Linked DNA regions of Mus musculus: region 2 is linked to region 1. The links are chromatin loops, found by intact Hi-C in ENCODE. Cell type or tissue: gastrocnemius. All regions are shown on one strand. Links, peaks and the distances in the headings refer to the core of each region. The heading gives the core; the rest is flanking DNA.

Region 1 (9,192 bases), core at 708-8,707:
TCAACCTTGGGCATTACTCTTTTGAAGCTAGCTACTCTGTTTTATGAGTCAGAATCTCTTATTGGTGTGCGGCTCATCCATTTGGCCATGCTGGCTGTCCAGCAAGCTCCACCACGGATTTTCTTGTCCATGCCTCTCCACTGCTGTGATCACAAACATGCACCATTATACTTATGTCTTCCTGGAGCCAGGGCTTTACCAACTGAGCCAACCCTCAAACTCCTCAAGTAATATTTTTTTATGAGGAATTTTGACACTTAACAGGGGGAAAAAACCCTCTCTACTTGTGCGGCCATTGTCAATGCTCAGGAGACATCATTCTAGAATGGCTGATATTGAGACAGATTTCTTTTCTTTTGACTCTTTTCTTTTTATTATTAGATATTTTCTTCATTTACATTTCAAATGCTATCCAGAAAGTCTCCTATACCCTCCCCCCACCCTACTCCCTCCCACCCTGCCCACCCCCACTCCCGCTTCCTGGCCCTGGTATTCCCCTGTACTGGGGCATATAATCTTCCGACAGTTTCTCTGTGTGTTCTGGCAAAGAACCAAATGGCAGGTGACATTCATGCCTATGTGTAGACCAGCTCTTCTTCTGGCTACATAGAGCATATGCCTGTTCCTCCCCCAACAGAGCAGAGTTTTACAGAGGAAAGAGTGAACAGGGGAACATACTTCACTTATGAGTATGATTGTACATGTGCTGGGTATGAGGGTATGATTGTACATGTGCTAGGTATGACTGCATGTGCTGGGTATGACTGCATGTGCTGGGTATGACTGTACATGTGCTGGGTATGATTGTACATGTGCTGGGTATGACTGCATGTGCTGGGTATGACTGTACATATGCTGGGTATGACTGCATGTGCTGGGTATGACTGTACATGTGCTGGGTATGACTGCATGTGCTGGGTATGACTGTCCATGTGCTGGGTATGACAGTACATGTGCTGGGTATGACTGCATGTGCTGGGTATGACTGTACATGTGCTGGGTATGATTGTACATGTGCTGGGTATGACTGCATGTGCTGGGTATGACAGTACATGTGCTGGGTATGACTGTCCATGTGCTGGGTATGACTGTACATGTGCTGGGTATGACTGCATGTGCTGGGTATGACTGCATGTGCTGGGTATGACTGCATGTGCTGGGTATGACTGCATGTGCTGGGTATGACAGTACATGTGCTGGGTATGACTGCATGTGCTGGGTATGACTGTGCATGTGCTGGGTATGACAGTACATGTGCTGGGTATGACTGTCCATGTGCTGGGTATGACTGTCCATGTGCTGGGTATGACTGTCCATGTGCTGGGTATGACTGTACATGTGCTGGGTATGATTGTACATGTGCTGGGTATGACTGTGCATGTGCTGGGTATGACTGTACATGTGCTGGGTATGACTGTCCATGTGCTGGGTATGAGTGTGCATGTGCTGGGTATGACTGTGCATGTGCTGGGTATGACTGTGCATGTGCTGGGTATGACAGTACATGTGCTGGGTATGACTGTCCATGTGCTGGGTATGACTGTACATGTGCTGGGTATGACTGTCCATGTGCTGGGTATGACTGTCCATGTGCTGGGTATGACTGTACATGTGCTGGGTATGACTGTACATGTGCTGGGTATGACTGCATGTGCTGGGTATGACTGTCCATGTGCTGGGTATGATTGTACATGTGCTGGGTATGACTGTGCATGTGCTGGGTATGACTGTCCATGTGCTGGGTATGACTGTACATGTGCTGGGTATGACTGTCCATGTGCTGGGTATGACTGTACATGTGCTGGGTATGACTGTCCATGTACTGGGTATGACTGTACATGTGCTGGGTATGACTGTACATGTGCTGGGTATGACTGTCCATGTGCTGGGTATGACTGTGCATGTGCTGGGTATGACTGTGCATGTGCTGGGTATGACTGTACATGTGTTGGGTATGACTATCCATGTGCTGGGTATGACTGTCCATGTGCTGGGTATGACTGTGCATGTGCTGGGTATGACTGCATGTGCTGGGTATGACTGTACATGTGCTGGGTATGGCTATACATGTGCTGGGTATGACTATCCATGTGCTGGGTATGACTGTACATGTTCTTGGGTATGACTGTGCATGTGCTGGGTATGACTGTCCATGTGCTGGTGTGTGGTTCCCGAGTTTCTTCATCCCAGGAGGACTACATTAATGAAACGTTCCTATTGACCAGCTGCAGATACTTGACAGGAACAAGTTTAAAATTCTACCACCCTAAGCCACAGATTAGGGGATATGTTTGTTACTGTAGCATGGTCAAGCCTACCCCAACTAGTATGAATGTCTTGGGGGAACAGACATTTGTAGCGACAGCAGTCCTGGAGAAACCTAGACAGAAAAAAGTACTGTTTCAGGTTGGAATGGGGCAGCAAAGCTTGAGAATCTATTTTTCTATCTGGTTCTAGTTCCTGTATTGACTTTTCAAGCTTGTTTTCAGTCTGTTTGAAGGTGGCTGCTTGTGAGATGTCCAGAGCAAAACTGAAAAGCACCAATCACTCTCGTTTACTCAGACACATCAATATACCGATGACATAAGAGTGGGATGGTGACTCAGGCCGAGGAGAAGCAGGTTGACAGAGAAAGGGCTCAGCAGCCACTTGCTTACCCTTGGATACTCTAGGCGCTTAGGGAAAAAGGATTTTCATTTTCAAGGGGGTTCTGTCAGTCAAAAGGGAGAGACTTTGAAAGAAATGAAACCGTACCACAATCTTCCATCTGTGCCTGTGTGGGATATGTCTGTCAGGAGATGGGACAGAGCTGAGATTGTCTTTGCAAGTGTCTCAGACATGTATAGACTCTCCCTCCTTAGAAGACCCATTTCTTTATTTGTGTGTGCACGCATGTTTTATGTGTGTTTTTTTTTTTTTTTTTTGGCATGGGCACAAGGGTGTGTCCATGCCCCCTTGGAGTTCAGAGCATGATAACCACATATATTCTTCTGTTGTCTTCTGTACTTTATTGCCTTGAGACAGGGCCTCACACTGACCTGGAAGCTTGCCGCTTTGGCTGGGCTGGCTGGCTATCATGCTCTGGGGATCTGTCTGTCTGTCACTGCCCTCCAATACTGGGGCTTTAAGCATTGTGTAGCTTTGCCTGGCTTTTACACACGGGTGCTGGGGATTCAAACTCAAGATCTTCAGCTCACATAGAAAGTCTTCTACCCACTTAGCCATCTCTCCTAACCCAGCAAGTGGCTTAGGCCTACTTGTGTCCTGTTTTGGCATCTAGACTCTGGATTGCTTTTATTGTTTTTTAGTTCTGTTGTACAAAGGAAGCAAGATGCTAACAGTTGTTTGTCACCTCTGAAAAGAGCAAGTGACTACAAGGAGCCTATCAGGGCTCTGTCCCCATTTCTAAGGTAAAAAAGAAGAAAATCAGATGAAGCAGGCTGAAGCCAGCACACATCTCATTAACAGGCCTACCCACGAGACTGTGAGAACTCTGGCTCAAAGCAAATTGGGGACAGTCCCTTCTTTCTCTTGGGCCATATACTAAAGGCCATTATGGCTCTCCGGGTATTTTTAAGTTCATGTACCTATTTGCTTAAAGTATATCAGACTTTTGCTATGGGACTCGGGAATTTCAAGAGTATCATTAAGTGACAAACCTAATTAGAAAGTGGAGGTGGTGAGGGTGTGGGGCATTCCATATCCCAGCCATCCAGCTAATGAGTCCACCAAACTGAAGGAAGCTGGCTGCGGCGCTAGTCCTCTCAAAAAGCAGAGGAGGAAGCCTAGCTGGTGACCTTTTCCCATAAGCACATGGGCTATAGCATCTTGTTGCAGCTACCAATGCCATGCAGCTGTCTGCAGGGCCAGCTGGTGTGCGCGTGACTCTGGAATGGTGTCCACATGTGTGCTGGTGACGTTCAAACAACTAGGAAAAGATCCATGGGAGGGAGTAAACTTGATTAAGTACAGGTTTCAGTGAGGCAAGTTGCTAGGCTGAGAGAAAGAGTTGAGAATCAGGGCTGAAAGCATGCTGGATCCCTTGGTAACTGCAGACGCTAGTAGACTTCACAGATGCGCCATAGTATCTAACCTTTATAGCACGCTTCCTATATTCAAGACATTGTCTGGGTTGAATGTGTGGTTTTCTTGCATTAGCCACACACAGTCTCAAGGAGGAATGGCTGCCCCAGGATCACAGAGCTCACGGGAGTATGATCTGGATTCACAGGATTCTAGACTCTCAGGGCACACAATGCCTTATCAAATAGAAGCTACACTTCCCGACAAGGTCCCAAGTTCCCAACAAGACAGCACAGGCACACCTTTAATAACTGTTTAACCGTGGCAGCTGCTGTTCCTAAATCTCCCTGCAATAAACCCACACGGCTAATGCTGGTCGATTCAGTGCTTGGGGGCACACCCTGAAACCGAGCCCCGTCGTCAAGGTTCTGTGTTCACGGTCAAACTTTAGTTTCAACAAGACATTCTGAAGAGAGATCTCTGCAAGTCTCATCCCTTCTTCCCCAGCCCTCACAGGATGGAGCAGTGGAGCCACACAGAATCAAACCCAGATGAAAGGCCAGCCACCGAGTCCCATGCCTAAGCCTGACCAGATGAGCCTCTGCTGCCCACCTCCACCCCCTCTTGGGGCTCTTCTGCCACTCTGCTGGCTCATTCCTGCAAGTAACCTGCTCTCCTGCTCCCACAGCTGCACTGACTCCCAGGCCCCAGGCAAGCCTCCTTTCTCTTGGCGCTGTTGCTTCCTTAGCAACCTCCGTGTCAGGGGAAAGTACACTTTCCTTCCATTTGTCCCACAGTACGGGCCTTCCATAGACACCTTTGCCACCTCCACATAAATTCCAGGGAAGGCAGGGATTGCTTTCCCTGCATGCTCCCCAACCCCAGATTCCAGAGATGCATGTGGCTCTAGGCATACAGGCATTCATGTAGAGTATAACATTTGTATATGGTGGGCAGCCCTAAAGAAGAGCTATCCTTAGGACCCTTAAAGGACATAGAAATCCTGCCTCAAAATACAGCCAAATGCACCAGACACGACAAGGTTCTGCCACAAGGGCAGAAACAATGAAAATTGCTTGGAAAGGAGATTTTCCTGGTTGAGTCCCTAACTAGTGGTGCTCTTCTGCCCTCTAGTGATGATAATCAGCACTGACTTTCATGTACCTTCAAGAAGCTGTGGGACTCACAGACATCCTCTCTTAGCAAAGGTTCTCTGGTCACCTTGTGCTCAGGAAGGCTGCCATCAGTAAGACATGGAGACAGTAAGGAAAAGTGTCCATCTGAGGTGTACACAGAGGCATTAATGCCAATCAAGGGTGGAGGAGGTCGCTTAACTTCTCACAGGGCTTAGGGGACAAGAAGAGATGATGACAACTCGAAGGGGTCCTTAGTGCTGTCATCCTCTTGGCAAGCTGAGGGCCTGTAGGTGATAGGTTAAGTGCTCCCAGCTGCCATTCTATCCATGGCTTCTGCAGGCACTGAGAGAGGAGGCTCTTTCATGAAGTCTGGGAGAGGGGATCATGAGTGGGAAAAATCTGCCACATGGCACAGGAGACTTGGTTTGTATACAAATGCGCCTCCACTGGTCGGGTCAGACCCCTCCCCTTCCGGATCTGAGATCCAGATCCCTCCCCTTCCGTACCTGAGTCTCCTCCCCTTCCGTACCTGAGATTCAGGATCCTCACTAATTTGATGAAAGATCTGAAAGTGCGTGCTGCCCAAGGTTCTTTCTGGCTCAGACATTCTGGCCACCCCCTAGGCCTCACTTTGATGGGTCACTCCTGATAACACAAATGGCCAATACAAAACATATCACACATCGCTTTCCAAGGCAGCTTTCCCAAGGAGCTTCCAGTCTCCTCCAGCCCCTGGCTGCCCCTGGAGAGTGCTGCCTTTGGCACACCAGTTGGAGCTAGCTTTTCTGTCTGCAGGAGATGGCAGCTGACTTTTTATTGAGCGTCCCTTAGCAGCCCATCCTTGCTTGCTAGAGTGGACTTCAAAGGGCCAGGCAGCTGGAAGACAGGGGCATTTCATCCCTTCCTGTCCAGGCCTAGCACTTGGCAGGAACAAATAAGGCTGCGTCTGATTTTATTTTCTACTTGGAAATTTGTAACATCATTAGAGACAAGTAAATATATCAGTGGGATTAATGGACTGAATCAGAGAGCAACTTGATTGGATTTAAGACCACATTATTTCTTTGGGGTGAATTAGTAAATTTAGCACTGTCAAGAGATGATGGATTGGGAACCCAGGGACTGAGAGTTCTTATTGATCCGGAGAACAGATCAGCCCAAGAAGCAGCATCAGCTCTCCCCTCCCCCATCTGCCTGCAGGGAGAGGAGAGGAAGGGAATGGGGCTTTGTTACTGATGAAACTATGTAGAAATCCCGTGTTCTCTTTCAGACAGTGGCCACAATAGTTGTAAGCATAAGGCTGTTAACAGATCTCAGCTGATGCCCTTATGATGTTCCATAGACCCAAAGAGGCCTTTCTGGAGTGGGTGTGGCATTTTTGTAGGAGGTCTGTCACTGGGCTTTGAGGTCTGAGAAAATTAAGCCAGGCCGAGTGGCTCAGTGACTTCCTTCTGTCTGTGGATCCAGAGGAGAGCTCTCAGCTACCTCTCCAGCACCATGTCTGCCTGCATACTGCCATGCTTCCTGCCATGACAATGATGGACTAAATCTCTGAACTGTAAGCCAGCCCTAATGAAATATTTTCCTTTATAAGAGTTGCCATGGTCATGTTAACTCTTTACAGGAACAGAAACCCTAACTAAGACACCCCCAAATCCTTGCCTCCACCTGGAATTCATATTCTTATATCTAGCTTAACCATGGCTCTGTGTAACTGGCTCTTTTCCAGGAAAGAATGACACAGACATTACATGCTGTCAGGAGGATTGGTGACAGACTCTTGTAGAGAGGACCAGGAGGGTCAGCCTGGCCACCACTGCATGGACTCTGAGGTGGATCCTTTCCTTTTCGGTCTGCAGACTTGGTTACACCCCACTAAAGCTGCTCCTGAGTCCTAGACCCACTTCAGAACCGTGAGACAACAGCCAGGTGTGGTGGCACACACCTTTAATTCCAGCACGTGGGAGACAGAGGCATATCTCAGTGAGTTCGAAGCCAGCCTGGTCCACAGAGTTCCGGGACAGCCAAAAACCAAAAGAAAAAAAGAAAAAAAAAAGTTAGCTATGAGACGAGGTGTTTCCTTCATGGGTAACTTTACATACGACTCTACATATGTTATAGACTTGCGCTGGTAATGAGCAGGATGCATTACTTCTGATCACAGACTTTAAGGACCAGTGTATAATGTCCTGCCTGGAAATTATAAACACTGGGATCAGGATAAACATCTGTGGGTCTGGGCCCCAAAACAGCCATAGAGAGCTAAGTCCCACGTCTTTCCAACACCAATCTGTGTTGAACAAGTTATCTACCAAATTAATTTTCAGCATATCCAAATCAGTAAAATGTGAGGACTATTTGTTACCACAGAGCAGCCATGATGGTCAAGCCCTTTTGCCAGTGGAATGTGCTGGGGGAAGGGGGGTGCAAGCCTCTGGGTATGCCCAAGAGGGATTATGTATTCATTGAGGTGGGATGATCCACCCACTTACCCACTGCAGGTAGCAGCATTACCCTGGTTGGGTTTTTGGAATGACTAAAAAGAATAAATTTGTGATGCTTTTCTGCCCTCTTGTGGTAAGAGGAAGCAACAACTCTCAAGTACCTAAAGGAAAGGAGGACTAATAGAAATGGATTATTATTTTGCTGTAAAGAAAAGTACTTTGCTCCTTCTTAGAATTGGGAACAAAACACCCATGGAAGGAGTTACAGAAACAAAGTTTGGAGCTGTGACGAAAGGATGGACCATCTAGAGACTGCCATATCCAGGGATCCACCCCATAATCAGCTTCCAAACGCTGACACCATTGCATATACTAGCAAGATTTTGCTGAAAGGACCCAGATATAGCTGTCTCTTGTGAGACTATGCCGGGGCCTAGCAAACACAGAAGTGGATGCTCACATTCAGCTATTGGATGAATCACAGGACCCCCAATGGAGGAGCTAGAGAAAGTACCCAAGGACTAAAGGGATCTGCAACCCTATAGGTGGAACAACATTATGAACTAACCAGTACCCCGGAGCTCTTGACTCTAGCTGCATATGTATCAAAAGATGGCCTAGTCAGCCATCACTGGAAAGAGAGGCCCATTGGACTTGCCAACTTTATATGCCTCAGTACAGGGGAACGCCAGGGCCACAAAGGGGGAGTGTGTAGGTAGGGGAGTGGGGGGGAGGGTATGGGGGACTTTTGGGATAGCATTGGAAATGTAAATGAGGAAAATACATAATAAAAATATTTAAAAAAAAAGAAAAGTGAAACATGGATAAATGTACAGAGCTGGGATTGAGGTAACCCAAGCCCAAATAAGACAGCTATATTCTTTCTTGTATGTGAGTGCTAGGTTTGAAATCTTGAATATGTGTGTTTAGCTCGTAGAAGAATAAAAATTAGAGGAGACCCTGGTGGGGGGTGGTTCCCAAGGGATGACACATTATTTGCTGGGCATTACAAGGCTGTTGTACACTCAAACTTAGTAGCTGTGATAGCGTAATAAGACATGCACAAGATCAGGGCAGGCAAAATCCCAGCACGGACTGGGGATGCTCACGATGCCCTGTTCTCAGCTGAGCAGCTACTGGCAACTAATGGTGGCTGGGGAGGAAGAGTAAGTTTTCATCAGGTACGTGACCCCACAAGGCTGCTCATGATCCAGCAAGTGGTCCTATGCTCATGCACATTCAAGCAGCATTAAGTAGACTTGGAGAGGGAGAGGGGGAGGGGTAGGGGGAGGGGGAAGGGGAGGGAGAGAGAGAACATGAAGTTTGGAGAGAAAAGTAAATATGGGAGAAATTGGAGGAGAGGGAATGGGGGTGGCTTTGATCCATCCATACACTATATCCACGTATGAAATTCTCAATTAAAAACACCTGTTACCAAGATGGCAGAAATCCACGGAAAGCTAAGTAGTTCATTGCTCCCCCCCCCCTCCTGACTATGGCTGCAATGTGCGCTGTAGCCTCACACTCCAGCTGACACGTCCTCACCACTGTGGTGGACTTCTCAGAGTTATAAACCAAAGTCAAGTTTT
Region 2 (9,192 bases), core at 558-8,557, 550 kb before region 1:
GGATGAAAAAAAAAAAACCATGGGGGACGGTTTTGTGCAAACATCTCAAGCAGTCAAAAGCAATTACCTTTAAAGCAAAGCATGGGGATCCTGTGAATCGACTTGCTCAGCTCAGGGGTACTCTGAGCATCTTCAGGACCCAGTGTCAGCTGCCACAGTTCCTCCTCATTATTTTGGCCTTCTTTGCTTTTGTTCTATAACAGACTGAATTGCTGAAAATAGGAAGCCAAGGCAGCCCTTATGTTGGACCACTGATGCACAACAGAGGCAGAAAATAGGACCATGAGCTGACTTCCTCCCCTTGAGATCTCCATTTGAGAAATCTGAAGAACTTTCTAGTCACTGTTCAGTCCATTAGGCTGGATGTCTCAGCTGGTCTTTAGTAGAGGCCAGAATGCCAAAGAAGTACGCTCTAATGCTAGTCTAATGGCAGCGAATTGACTTATCAGTGAGAGCAAGAGCAAATAGGAAAAGACAAAAGCTTCCCTGTCCTTTAGATAGGCTACCCTAGAAGTCGTGGCCTAGATTAAAGGTGGATCTTCACATCTCAAAAGGTCTGGATTAAAAGTGGGTCTTCACACTTCCATTTAATTAAGGAAAAAAAAAACCCTCTCACAGGTGTACTCAGTCACTTGGGTTTTAGTTAATTCCAGATGTAGTCAAGTTGACAACCAAAAATAGCCATCACTCCCCCCCCCCCAAATCAAGTATTCCTGTCTGCTGCTCCTGTGGAGGAACTGAGTTTAGCCCTCTATTGGATGTAGGATTGGTGAAGACCTTTTCCCAGTCTGCTGGTTGCTGTTTTGTCCTATTGACAGTGTCCTTTGCCTTTCTCAATTTTATGAGACAAGAACTCAAGAAGTTACTCTAGAGAATCATATAACCCTATTAAAAATGGAGTACAGAGCTAAACAAAGAATGTTCAACTGAGGAATATCAAATGGCAGGGAATCACCTAAAGAAATGTTCAACATCTTTAGTCATCAAGGAAATGCAAATCAAAACAACCCTGAGATTCCACCACACATCAGTCAAAATGGCTAAGATCAAAAACTTAGGTGACAGCAGATGCTGGCGAGGATGTGGAGAAAGAAGAACACTCCATTGCTGGTGGGATCGCAAGCTTGTACAACCAGTCTGGAAATCAATCTGGCGGTTTCTCCGAAAATTGGACATAGTACTACCTGAGGACCCAGCTCTACCATTCCTAGGCATAAACCCAAAAGATTCTTCAACATATAGATAGCAAGGACACATGCTTCACCATGTTCATAGCAGCCTTATGTATAACAGCCAGAAGCTGGAAAGAACCCACATGTCCTTCAACAGAGGAATGGATACAGAAAATGTGATATATTTACCCAATGGAATACTACTCGGCTATTAAAAATGATGAATTCATGAAATTCTTAGGCAAATGGATGGAGCTAGAAAATACCATCCTGAGTGAGGTAACCCAATCACAAAAGAACACACATGGTATGCACTCAATGATAAGTGGATATTAGTCCAAAAGCTCTGAATACCCAAGATACAAGTCACAGACCACATGAAGCTCAAAATGAAGGAAGACTAAAGTGTGGGTGCTTCGGTGCTTCTTAGAAAGGGGAACAAAATACTCACGGGAGCAAATATGGAGACAAAGTATAGAGCAGAGACTGAAGGAAAGGCCATCCAGAGACTGTCCCACCTGGGGATTCATCCTGTGTACAGTCACCAAAAAAACCCGATACTACTGTGGATGACAAGAAATGCTTGCTGAAAGAATCCTGATATGGCTGTCTCCTGAGAGACTCTGCCAGAGCCTGACAAATATGGAGGGGGATGCTTGCAGCCAACCATTGGACTGAGCATTGGGGGTCCCCAATGGAGGAGTTAGAGAAAGGACTGAGGAGCTGAAGGGATTTGCAACCCCATAGGAAAAACAACAATATCAACCAACCAGACCCCCCCATAGCTCCCAAGGACTAAGCCACTAACTATGAAGTACACATGGCTCCAGCTTCATATGTAGCAGAGGATGGCCTTGTCAGGCATCAATGGAAGGAGAGGTCCTTGGTCCTATGAAAGCTCAATGCCCCAGTGTAGGGGAAACGAGGGTGGGAAGGTGGGAGTGAGTAGGTGGGTGGAGGAACATCCTCATAGAAGCAGCGGGAGGGGGAATGGGAAGGGGGTTTCTGTGAGTTGGGATAACATTTGAAATGTAAATAAAGAAAATATCCAATAATAATAATAATAATAATAATAATAATAATAGAGGTTTCTGGTGCCTCAAGAACTGTGTTCAGAGGGCAAATGAACAAGTATTTCAGCAAAGTCAGGATTAAAAACTTTCTTTGAGCAGCATGTTGTAAATGGGATGGTGAAATAATCCATTATTTGGAAATATGACACAGAAATATGAAAATATACCTTTTGGGGAGTATAAGTTTCGACAATTAAAAATATACCACGAAAGCAGTTGTTTCTTTTTATTTTTGAAGACAGAGTCTTGCTGTGCAGCCTCAAGTGGTCTGGAACTTCCCTGAGGACTGACCAGCAGGCCAGGGACATGCTGTGACACTCTATTCTATGGGAGCATTTGCTCCCATACCTGGTCTGATCTAAGTTTGAAGTGGATGCAATTCAGTTTCAATCAACAATATCCACCATGTGCCTCATGAGTACGAAGAATCTACATTAAAAATTTTTTTTAATCAAAACCTTCCAAACCTAGTATAAGAGCGCAAAAAGGACTATGCTCCTTCTGCTAGCCTGAATCATTCTGAGAACAGCCGCAGCTAGATGTTCCCCTAGCTTACATCTCTTTAAAAAAACCCAAAAAACCAAACCTCTGAAAAGTAGTTTCCTGTGTCCTTCAAAAAATACAGATTTCCAAAATGTCACCCCAGTAAACAACCACTGACATGCGGTATGTGACAGCTTACTACAAGTCGGGTTGTTTGCCCCTTCAAGTGTTTCTAACTGGCAACAGTGAAGCCATGCCATTCTGGTTCCCCTTGTTTCAGATTTGACTTTCCCTGTGCTCCAGTTCATTGACATCAACTGGCAATCCTAAAATACGAAATGAGGAATTTATGAACAAGTTTATTATGTGCAGTTCTGAGTAGTCTAATGAAATTTTGTGTTGCCCTCCATGTCTTCTAGGCTGTCAATCACCACTTTGACCCTCCTACTAGTAGTCCCTTAGAGCTGTGTCCTGTTCTTCAGGTCCACAGTCATTATAATAAGCTATTATGGCGGCTTATTGCTTGAGTTCAGGTAACTATCATGTAAATGATAGCCTGGAGGTCTCAGACCAACGATACTGACATTGTTACAATCATTGTTAATCTCTTATTGTGCCTAATTCCAAGCTAGAGTTTATTGTATGTATAAGAAATACACAGTTAAACTTAGGTGTGATGTATTCCCATTTTCAGGCATCACTGGGAATCTTGGAACATGTTTGAGCAGATATGGGGAGCCTATCCCACCAGCACACAAGGGACTCACGTCTCTGTGTCTTTTCTAAGTCATAAGCAGATATGAATGGCTATCAAACTCACATTTACCCACGGTAGACATTCTTCTGTGATAACAGACAGGGGCTGTGTACCTTGTCTTGTTGGTAAAGTGGAGATTTCCTACTACATTGGTAGAGGGCTCGGAATTGATTGCATTTAGCACATTTCAAAGCATGTCTAACTATTGACACTCAATATAAGCAACCTGACTTGATGGTATTTCCAAAAGACTCTTTTTGGGCTATGATGCTAAATCCTGGTTTCCAGTGTATAATATCTGCCAAGATGGCCCTGATTAAATTTAACCAAGAAATGGCATTTATCAAAACTTTAAAAATTCAAGATTACAAAAGTGTGAAACATAACTATGTCAAAAGTGTATGATTTAAACCACAAAGGCTTCAGACTGGACGGCACCTCTCCTTTATTCTCTCCCCAAATTACTTTCTATCCAGGTCTAATATAATAAGCTTTAGTTCATCAACAAAGATTAGTTTTTATGGCCATGAGAAATTTATAATTTTATAAGTGACCTTTAACAGATTATTTTTTTTCTTTTGGCTGAAGACTGTTACTCAACAGTGTTTCTAGAAGCCAGGCATAAGAGGTATGGTGAGAAGAACATCTAGAAAAGAAATCTGGAGGTTGTGGTTGGGGTCTGCCACAAGGGAACACATGCCAGTATGGCTTGGTGTATTTAGGCTTCTAACCATCCCAGCTGCATCCTACAAACATTTAAGGAAGTGATGAACAGGGGCAATTGAGATAATTTGCATGATCCCAGCCCCAAGGGCGGGAATAAGGTTAGTGTTTTCTAGATGAATCCTATGTATCACTTAACAAGTGCTACTTATGAGTTAGAGGTTGACGAATATTTCTTTTTCTAGAATAGTAGGTCCAGTGGAAAGTATCCTTTCCAACTCTAAAAATAGAGTGCTCCATGAGGTGTGGTATAAAAACTCACACAAGTTTGGTTAGATTTGGTTTGATAAGCCCTTAGTGAAATATCAGGGCTAACCTGAAGATCACCATATGGTCACCATATGGTGACCAGATTCTCCAAGCAGGTATCATGGCCCCAAACACATACAGAAGGAATAAATACAGTTGGCTCCACATTTGGAATATTGTGAGAAGCTAATCTCTTCTCTTAAACAAGCCTCTCCTCTTAGTTACGCAGCAGCAGGATGGAAGTACTCATTTAAGACGTGTGGAGAATATTCCAGAACCTGTCTGACCTGCCTTCAAGTCACCTGAAGGCCTAAACCAGTTACATGAATGCTAGGTGAGCCTACTGACCCAGGGTTAGGGATTTAACGGGAAAAGACCTCACTTCTAGGTGCCAGTGATACACCTTGGCTTTTTGGCGTGGGTGGATCAAATTAAGACACAGAGCAACATGTGAAGATGTGCTCTGTGAAAGGAACTCCAGAGTGAACTGGGGTGTGAGAATGGGTGATACTCTGTACAGGGTGTGGTGCAGGGAGAAAGCAGCTCCTGGCCCAGCCACACAGGGGTGCATCTTGGATATGCTCTGGCAGTGGTTGTGGAGTACTCCCTGGTTTTTCCCTCAGGGAGTGCCAACCTATCTTTTTAATGAAAGGAGACCAGGTAGAGTCTGTGGACCAGGGCCTGACCAGTGCTAAACAGTGCCACCATGTGGCAGAGATAAAGGCCCAACATGGGGAGCCGGTGAGGGTCCAACTCTCTACTGGACATTTATAACTCAGTCCTCACCAAGAGGAGCCCAACCAAAGCGAGGATTGTTTGAATCAAGCTCCTGGCAGTCAAACTTTGTGGTCAAATGAGGGACTTCTCAAGGACTCTCCCTGGAGAAGGTGTGTTCAGCACAAAGCCAGAGCTGTGCCCAAGATGCATCTTTGTGCATCCTGAAAAGTGGGTGCTTGCTTGTAGGGCCAGAATTGACCTGGGGCCAAAGTCCATTTAGAGTTAGCCTACAAGTAAGTTTGACTGTTTTCAGTTGAAAGCACAAGGAAGGGGTAAGTTTGCCAACTGAACACAACATGGGATGTAACTCTTTGGAAGGACTTAATTCACCTCCTACTTTGGGCTCACACCCAGTGAAAAGGGTCTCTGAGGAGACCTCAAGCCAGAAGTAAAATGTGTGTGTAGCATTACCACTTCTGGAAGTTTCTACCCACCCTGGGCCAAGACACACATTCCTGGCTGGATTCACACTGTTTCCATGTCTTCTTTGTCCGCCTTCCTCTTCCTTTGATGGGGAGGACATGTTCAGGTGGATGGGGAGGAAGGGAGAAGAGGCCTACCTGAGCCTTGGGTGAGTTAGGTTAAGCAAGAGAACGGTTGCCATGGCTTATGAAGGTCTCCCAATGATATGGGTCTTGTATCTGGGATGGGAGTTGGATGAGAAGGGCAAAGAGAAAAAGCTTAGGAGATTGACACCCTCCAGGGGACCCGGGGTGAGAGCCAGCACCAACAAATGGACACCTCTGGCACCTCCCCTCACATCTTCCCCTGGTTCTCACAGGGTGGCATGTCTTACCACTTACACTGTTGGGGAGTGCTGCTTACATGAAGTTGGAGCCAACATCCATCATAAAGCAGCATGCTGTCAATTCCCTGAATATAGTTCCCAAGTACTTCAAATCCATTGAACAAAGGATTGATAGAGGTATCTGTGAAGAAATCAGTGCAAGCCAGAAGGGTGTGCTGTGTTAGGGTTTGGATCTAAAGTGTCCCTCCAAAGCCATGTGTAGGCAGTGGTGACTGACTGATGATGGGCTTTGGGTTCTGGTTCAGTGGGTTACTCCACTGTACCAGATGAGTGGGCTGATGAGAGGTGAAGGGAACTTGGATGGCAGTGTGAGTGGAAAGGCCCTTGAATGCACACCCTAGGATACTATCTACCGAGTAACTCTGCTCTACCACACACATTGTGTGCTATAATGTTCTGCCTCAACACAAGCCCACAGTGATGGGGCCAAGTGACTATGGACCAAAGCCTTGGAAACCATGAGCCAATTAAACCTCTTTTCCTTTAAGTGATTTTTCTCAGGCATTTTGTCACAGCAGTGGAAAGCTAACATAGGGCAGGACCGAGTTGAGTCAGGAGATTATTTTACTCTCCCTGTTGAGTTTGGGAATAGATACAAGTGGCTATCAGTTTATGCTGATGAGGGAAGAGAGGCACGGGCTTGGACCTGGTTTTATACCAGGAGGGAATATACCCCATACTTTAGGCTGTTGCCTTTGTGCCTGTCTTTTCCGACTGCACTGTGCATTGCTGGTACCATATATCCATTAGAAGCACCAAGCCAATGCTTAGGAGATAGAAAGGACCAAGTATGTGCCCTTGGCCCCATTCAGGATGTTGGAGCTGGGTGCACTGGACCTTGGCACTGAAGACACGGGACAAATGGTACAAGAAGAAAAAGCTGACAGGGTTTCAGATGGTGGCTCGCTCACTAGAGCTGTAGAGTCATCTGCAGCCCACCCTGTCCAAAGATCACAATTTTTAGATCCTAGAAAATTGCGACCTGCAGGGGTCTGAGCCTTTCAGAGACCAGGTCCAGGCAACATCTATGACTCCAGCATTCATCAATTATCCAGCCTATGGTGGCTTCCAGACCCTTAGTGGAACAAGGTGAATTTCCGGGAGTTGAGTCATGGCCCGTGACTTGAGGATGGCTGTCAAGTCTAAGCCACCTCTACTTACTTGGGATTTAGTACCAGGAGAGGAAAAGGAAATGCTCAGACACAGGAAGCCGATTCTCTGATGCCTAAAGAGAAGGAAGGGACGTTGAGTGTGGGCGGTGTGCAGACAGTAGATAAGCTAATCAATTCATCCTTGGCTAGGGCTTCAGCTAAATGGTGAAGAGTCATACAGAGAACCTTTCTGGGTCCTATTTTCAAATACTAGCAAGCCCCTCATTGCAATGTGGTACTCACCTCTCCCATCCCGGGAGACCTGGATGTCACCTTTGACCCTAACACCACTGCTATTCAACCAATTATAGCAAGCCCTTCTCTTCAGCCCGGCAATTTTTAAGTCAACATCTGACCTCAGCCTCCAGGCTCAACCCTTCCAGGCCTTTCCATGGGCCTGACACTCCATTCTTCCCTGGAGCCACTTAGTACCTATTAACTCCTTCCTCATAAAGTCTCCAAATAGCTTCCCATTGCCCACAGATTAAAGTCCAAACTCTGTAACTTGGTGTGAGGGCTGCATCTCTTTCCTCATGCTCTGGGCCTCCTATCTTTCTCCACAGCCACCTTCCATTCCCTGTCTGGAAGTGTCTGCAGTTGTTTCTGAGCCCTTCCTGTGCATTCTTACCTCCAGTGACTCCCTTCCTAACCTCACAAGCCCGGTCTGTTTCCTCCCTTGCAAGCTTGCCTGCCTCTGTAACCCTTCTCTCCAAAGACACTGTAAATTCCCTGTGGGCATGGATTGTGTTTTATGGGTCTAGAGCCTGCAGCTTGCCCGAGTTTGAAGGTTTCCGAGAGTCTCCTGTGACCTTCAAGCACAGACCTTGGGGTGGTGGTGATCCTAACAATCGAGGCACACTCCACACAAAGGTCACCTCTGGACTGGGAAAGACCTGGCTGATAGGACGCTCGCATAGACATGCAAAGATAGGGAAGAAGATAGTGGAGGAGTGGCCTGGCCTTTGTGTTCTGGATGGAGCTTGGGAACTTCTGTACCGAAAGATCAAGGAATACCAGAGTGAGTATCCCAGCCCCAGAGTGGCCTGAGTCACAGTCACTATATCAACTTCAGTTTTAAGGATATCTTGAATGGCCAGAGCTGAGAAGGGGGCAGGTTTATACATGACAAGTACCATACATTTAAGCAGAGTGACTGTCACAGCTAATACAGGAAAGTCCACTCTCTAGGGCAGGACAGAGAGGAAAGAAAGCAGATGTATGCATAGGCACCTGGACAGCTTAGGGAAACTGGAGGCAGAGCCCCCCAGTCCTCTCCTGTTCTCCTCACTGCAGATGGCAGCAGGTGCCTGGGCAGACCAGAACACGTACAGGCTTCCCTGTGTTAAGTGATGGCTAGTGGCTGTAATTAACTCCCACCTCTTGCTGGATCCTCAAGGCCAAGGGTGGTGGTTCTTGCCCAAAAGAGTTTTCTGGGTGGAAAAGAATGTCATCTATGATCCGAAAGGTGGGTCCTCTGCATGTCTGAGAAGGAAGAGCAAAGGCTATACCAGGATCTGCTTGGTCTGTGGTGCCAGTCAGCCCTCGTCAGAGAAAAGCGCTAGCTCTAAACAGGAACAGAGAGGGTGACTTTCCCTTCGTCCTCCACACACTGACTTTTCCCTGCCTATCCACTCTCTTCCCACCAGAACTGCTGTGAGTACCCTGTGCTCAGACCCCAGTCTCCTTCTAATTTCTGTCAATGGGAAGAGATGGATGGGGAGGATAGGGACTGAGAGGGAAAGAAGGCAGCCATGGAGAGAGAGGATGCAGCCCGTGCCTTCTGTGAGGCTTTGCTGGGGGACCAAGAATCCCCTGCGAGCCAGAGCATCCATTCCACAGGCCTTGAAGTAGAGAGGGCTCTTGGGTCATTCATTTCTGGTTTGGAACTTTCTCCGTTTCCCTTGGAGAATTAAAAGGCTGTCTGGAGTGCAGGGCTCAACAAAGCACATCGCCTGTCTCATACAGCAGTGTTGTTTATACTGTAGGGCATGAACCATTA

The links. Hi-C counts contacts between places; a loop is a spot of excess contacts. Peaks named below come from ENCODE experiments on the same cell type or tissue, not always from the same donor. Only the 100,000 strongest peaks of a DNase experiment are listed, where the experiment ranks them.
Region 2: a loop joins it to region 1, with 3 times the contacts of the local background. A loop is called at or near these places in 3 of 42 quality-filtered maps.

The regions. Positions count from the first base shown.
Region 1 is chr7:74,349,561-74,358,752 of GRCm38, forward strand. The region is part of intron 3 of Slco3a1 (solute carrier organic anion transporter family, member 3a1); the gene reads right to left. Among named protein-coding and RNA genes, the nearest start is that of Slco3a1, 200 kb to the right of the region's middle. In gastrocnemius, for the core only: CTCF peaks have their summits at 5,148 (motif pointing left) and 7,729 (motif pointing left); a DNase peak (open chromatin) is centred at 5,128.
Region 2 is chr7:73,804,308-73,813,499 of GRCm38, forward strand. Gm10619 (predicted gene 10619) reads right to left here. Exons shown (of 4, transcript NR_077222.1): 2 at 7,204-7,267; 3 at 6,060-6,163; 4 at 3,915-5,875. Among named protein-coding and RNA genes, the nearest start is that of Gm10619, 7.6 kb to the right of the region's middle. In gastrocnemius, for the core only: a CTCF peak has its summit at 5,177 (motif pointing left); a DNase peak (open chromatin) is centred at 5,139.